Linked DNA regions of Mus musculus: region 1 is linked to region 2. A link is a loop called in an ENCODE intact Hi-C map of the cell type or tissue named here. Cell type or tissue: heart. All regions are shown on one strand. Links, peaks and the distances in the headings refer to the core of each region. The heading gives the core; the rest is flanking DNA.

What was found. A loop is a pair of places that touch in the nucleus more often than their neighbours do. Peaks named below come from ENCODE experiments on the same cell type or tissue, not always from the same donor. Only the 100,000 strongest peaks of a DNase experiment are listed, where the experiment ranks them.
Region 1: a loop joins it to region 2, with 2.3 times the contacts of the local background. A loop is called at or near these places in 2 of 42 quality-filtered maps.

What each region holds. Positions count from the first base shown.
Region 1 is chr13:44,414,826-44,417,732 of GRCm38, forward strand. No RefSeq gene overlaps it. Among named protein-coding and RNA genes, the nearest start is that of Gm33958, 16 kb to the left of the region's middle. In heart, for the core only: no CTCF peak of the experiment used is centred there; a DNase peak (open chromatin) is centred at 1,286; H3K27ac peaks cover 1,818 bases.
Region 2 is chr13:44,066,302-44,069,208 of GRCm38, forward strand. No RefSeq gene overlaps it. Among named protein-coding and RNA genes, the nearest start is that of Gm33489, 23 kb to the left of the region's middle. In heart, for the core only: no CTCF peak of the experiment used is centred there; a DNase peak (open chromatin) is centred at 1,150; H3K27ac peaks cover 1,895 bases.

The DNA.
Region 1 (2,907 bases), core at 147-2,646, 350 kb after region 2:
GACAGTGGAAGGAAGAGGAAACAGCCAAGCAGAAAGAGACTGGTCCTTCATTTTTATAGATGCCCACTTTAGCCTTGGGGCGTCTGCCCCCAGACTTCACCCCATGAGACGGAAATACATGTTTTCTAACAGTCATTGTCGTTTCTGGTTTTCTGCTAATCCACCAGACACTTTTCCAAGTGCTACAGATACAGAAATCAGCAAGAAGCACACACTCCCTGCTCTTATCCAACCTGCATCCCAAGGCAGACCAGAGACAACCCAACCACCCTGTAGTGTAGAGTGTAGGCTGCTGAGAAATATGAAGTGTGGGTCTGGGGATGGGAAAGGGAATGGGCTTGGAGGCAAGCACAGTCCCCTGAGGCAGAAGCATTCTTATGTTCTAGGAATAACAAGAGGTTCAAATCGCCTTGTCAGCAGCATAGCCTATACAGACCAGGTCAGAGAATTAAGAAGGAACAAAATTAAAGGAACAAAATTTAATTTTTTTTTTTTACTTCCTCTTCTTGAGGCAGGGTTCTAATGTAGCTGAAGTTGGCCTTGAATTTTCAATCCTCCCCTCTTCTGGCCTCTACTTCCCGGTTAGATTTGCAAACATCTGCCGCCACACATGGGAATTCCGAGGGCATGGTAAGCATTTCAGTTTTTTTGTTTTTGTTTTTGTTTTTCGAGATAGAATTTCTCTGTGTAGCCCTGGCTGTCCTGGAACTCACTTTGTAGACCAGGCTGGCCTGGAACCCAGAAATCCGCCTGCCTCTGCCTCCCCAGTGCTGGGATTAAAGGCGTGAGCCACCACGCCCGGCTTGCTTTTCAGTTTTATGCTGAATGAGCAGGATGGACTGTGAGTTTTCAGCACATATCTTTAGAGATTCACCCTGCCTGATGAGTTAGAGGCTGGATTCAGAAACTGATGTGATAATCCCGGAGAATTTATTGGTGACCTGAACCAGGGTAGCAGTAAAGAAAGCAGGGAAGAAACCAAATCCTCGTCCTGATGTCATCTGCAAAGCAGAGCTTTTCAGGTTTGTCCAAGCTAAGAATGTGGGCTAGGTCAGAAGGCAGTGTCTTCTTGTAGGCACTCAATGCCCATTTCATATAGAAACGAAAGAATAGTTTGCCCAAGATGACCCAGCAAAGATTTTCAGAGCCAGAAATCAAATCCGGATGTGTTTTGTTTGAGAGCACACCCTTGCCTCCACCCCGGTCTCCTGCTCCCTCGGACAACTTCCAAGCTGGGATCACATGGAAATATCATAGGTCAAGACAGCCAGATCCCACATGCCTGGCCCATACATAAAACAGAAACAGGACAAAGGCACACAGCTGGACTAGTACCACATACTCCTGCCTTAAATAACCCCGCCTGTCACGTGAAGCACAAGACCAGAGCTATACCCTGCGACGCAGACAAGCCCTTGACCCTGGCAGCAGGCTTTACCAACTGGGCTTTAGCAACAGCTTGGGATTGCTAAAATCTGACCAAATGACTTTACTCTTGGCAGAGGCTGCTAGGCCATTCATCATCACAGATTTACTCAAAGGGTCAGAATACTAAAGCTATGAACCCACCGTGGAGAGGACTCAAAAAAAAAATCATGTTTTCAAAGTGTTAGGATTATTTTTATCATATCCTGACCCAGAAATATTAAAGCTGATGTTGGGAAGGTTTTCTGTCAACAATCTGCATGGGAGAGTTCACTCCTTACTCTACTTGAAATTTTCTAGCTGGAAGGTTTTCTCAATGTGACACAACAATGCAAGTGTGTTCGTGTTGCGGAAGCTTTTTAGAATAGGTACACACACACACACACACACACACACACACACACACACACACCACTGTAAGTAGTTAACCATGGGCCTAACACAGTTTCGAAAGTTTTCAAACATCTCAGGGTAATGCGCCACCAAAATTCCACAATATGAGATATGTTGATAGGAACCGAGGTTTCTTTCCTAACTTTCACATTTCCTATTACCAAAATTAGAAAGTCATCGCATCAACTTTTCTTCTCTATCTTCCCCCTTCTTTATTATCTCTCTTTCCTCCTCTTTTCTCCCCTCCTGGACCTTTTCCCCTGTCCCCCCCCCCACCCCCCTCGCTGGGTCGATTTTCTGCTGTACAGCCTCCCAGACCCCAGAGGTCCAACTGTTAAGAACACCAATTTCCAGCTGAGGGCTCACTCCAGAGAGAGTGAAGGATAACTGACACCAGAATTTATTGCCCCCAAAAAACAACCTTCTTAACTCAAAGCAAAACCGTAATTACGGGTGAGAAAGACACTCCCTGTTAACTGGCTGTGAACGAGTGATTTATTTACAAGGCATCCTCCCTCCCAGCAGAAAGCTCTTGGCAGTCACAAATACAGATTCTTGTGTATTCAGAGGCAAAGCGCAGAGGAGCAGAAGAGAGAGTTAAAAGGACATTCTGCACGGGAAGTGTGCCTCTTTCCACCGAATTTACCCCGTAAAGCCACAACACTAAGAGCCCCTGGAAAATCCCCCACTAGGGAAACAAACTTGCACCATGGCAGTGACAAAGACTCCGCATCCCCTCTCCTCTCCCCCCACTTGCTCTCCCTCCTCTCCCCTTCTCCTCGCTCCCCAAGCCCCCCTCCCTGTCTCTCTTCTCTCATCTCTTTCTCTATCTCTCTGTCTCTCTCCCCCAGCTATCTCTTTCTCCCCCACCCCCGCCCACTTTCCTTTTTAATGTGATTCTTTTCCCTGTGAAATCTCCCTGTCACTACTTACAACTTACAGGAAGGCAGTTCTTGCAAGGATGAGGAAAAAAACCCAACACACATTTAATTCACAAACCTGACCCAGCAGAGATAAGTGCTTTTAAATAGTATTAAGTTCTTGTTTTCAGGGAACTGTCAAACTTTAAAGCTAACATAACACTCTGAG
Region 2 (2,907 bases), core at 113-2,612:
GCTAGAGAATACAGTCTGTGGCTTTTGAAGCCTCTGCCCTGTAGTGCTGGGCTCAGTAGAGTCTAGGTGGTTGGTTGCTAACAACTGTCACCTAATTGTCACATGAGCAGGATAACCAGACTCCTGTCCTCTAGAAGGTTCCTGCCTCATTGCAGCCTCTCCAAACTGAAGAATGAGCAGGGAGTTGGGGTACAGGTTGGTTCTTTGGCTTCTCATTCCTTGTAGGTTGACTGAGCAGTAGGGGAGGAATGGCCGTATACTGAATACCCTCCTGGTATGTCCCACTTCTATGCTATCAAGCAAGGTTAGTTACTGAAGCAAGTTAAGGTAAAGAAGCAAGAGGCGAAACCCAGAGGATCTCAAGTGGACCCTAACTGTTGTACCAATGGCAGGGGCTAAGGAATGGCAGATTAGGAGTGGCCACTTGGATCCCACTGTACCTGGGACTGCAGACTGTCTTAGCAGAGCTCTCTCACGGATATTGTGATGAACCAGCTAAGGGTTACTGCATCGTTCTTAGTCCGCTTGTGCTGTTCTAGCAAAATGTCACAGATCAGGTGGCTTAAACAGCAGGCATTCATTTCTTACAGTTCTAGGGGCTCAGAAATCCACGACCAAATGCCATTCAACTGCAGATCCTGGTCACACTCCCTGGCTGCCTTCTGGCTGTGTCTTCACATGTCCCTTTCTCTCTTCCTCTGAAGGGACAGAGACCTCTGCTGTCCCCTTCTCTTCTTGTAAGACCAACAGCCCTACTAGATTGGGGCCCACCCTTGTGACCTTATTTAATTTGAATTCCATCCTAAAGATCTCACATCCAAATAGTCACCGTGGAGACTGAGACATCTACACACAGACTTAAGGAATGGGGGACACACTCTGGCCATAGCTCCTGCAGCCAGGGAACCAACTGCAGCCAACTTTGCTGTTGGGACCCTTTCACACTTTGGGGGTACTCTAGGTCCAGGTATCCCAAGGAACCCCCATGTTCCTTTGTCAGGAGACTATGCTCAGGCTTCTGGTACTATCTTGAAAGGACAATGGTGAGAGTTGGCTTCCTTTCATAAATGATAGTTTTTGACCAATGAATGGCGGGCAGGAAGGAAGCAAAGATGCTCTGGTTTTTTTCAGCCTCTGGACAGGACAACAGCAGCTGTCTAGAGGAAACTCAGAGATTATATAAGTCACATCCCAGATGTCCCCTCCCTGATCCCTCCCCTGAGATTTACCCTGTCCCAGCATCTTTCTTCTTTGTGCTTCCCAGAGTTCCTGAGGAGGGCTTGCGTCTGGAAAGCCCAATAAAAATAAACAAACAGTTAAGGTACAAGACCCAAGACCCAGGTCTGAGCCAGAAGCCCCTCTGCTCAGATGTCTCCTCTCCACTTTAAGGTTTAGGCTCGCTACAGCATTCCTAAAGATCTGTAGTAAATGAAAGGCCTCACTGTGGAACAGCAGCAGGTAAAGGCTTTTCTGCTTTCTGGAATCTTCTTGACCATTCTAGCTCAAAGTCAGCACTAGCATCCTAGAGGAAACCCTGCTTCATTTTCTTAATTATCTCAACCTGGGCCTCATCAGCCAAAGCTTCCATTCCAATCACATCAGCACACCTGGTGTCTGCCTCTCTTCTTACTGTAGATAACAATGCTAAAGGGACCTTTTGTGGTTTTCTCCATCTTTGAAAAACTTTCCTAAAATAGCTTGGATTCCCTTTGCCTTGTTTGCCTGCGTCTAAAGATTCCTGAGAATCCTGACCACACTTTCAGAATTCAGCAGGAAGAGTGTTGTAGGGAGTTGGCTATCCATGTGCTTCCAAGGCTTCACCCCTGGAAGAGAGGCCAATTGAGAAGAAGGGGAAAATAAGTCAAGTTAGACTGTGAGCAGCATCAGCCTTTGGCCTTGTGGTAGTAGTGACAGGTTTGTAGCTTAGAGGGTCTTGCCTGTGCTCTTGACCCTCAAGGTTAGGTGGCCTGGTGAGGTACATCATCTTCACTGAGAGTTGAGGCTAGAGGAAGGAATGTCTTCACCTCGCACCTCAGCTATACCTTTGAGGAATGGTGCAATAGAGGACTGGGAAACAATGACATCCTTGCCAACAATGCTATTTTAATTAAAACAGTGGTAATTTAATTATCTTTTGATGGTTAAAAAAAAAAAAAGAATGAGCAAATTAAAATTCCGTGTATTTTAGAAAGGCCAAGCAGTTTCTGGGAGGTCAGAGGTTACTACTGGCAAGCATGTTTAAGGTAAAGGACATCACACCTGCTGTTTCAGGGGCGAACGAGCAAACGCAAAAACAGGCCGGAGAAAAGTCTGCCGGCAGAGTTCAGTGCTCGCTCAACTGGGTTCCAGATTCCCATGAATCTCAGTGAACCCTGGTAGAGGAGGCAGGGCTGTGTGAGAGATGGCCTCTTGCTAGCCCAATGCTTATTCTTTATTCCTTAGATAGCAGTGTTTCCACTTGGCCTGTCTTTCCCATTATCACATTAGCATACAGTGCTTGGTGTGCCGCAGATGCTCAATATATGCTTGAGAGGGATGACGGAGTTTACCAAAGCAACTTGCTTCTCTATAGCTCTCCGCTGAGGAGGGGAAGGAAAGAGGAGGAGCTGCTAGAAGGAAGAGATGCATAAAGATTCTAGGAAGATGGAGCCGGAGCGGGTGGAATTCTTCTGTTTAGATAAGAATGGGGAAATTTGTCTTTACCCCATGAAACCTGAAGTCCCAGAGGCTTTGGAGTGATATCCTCTTCTACCAAGGCTGAACAAACAATAGTGCATACAGTTTACGAAGCCACCCAGTCCATAGAGAAGAAGGAGTCTGAACTGACTGATAGAAACCTGAACCACTGTATTGTGAAGAAAACCACTTCCTTCAAGACTTCACTGAAGATGGGGCCAGGAAAGAAAG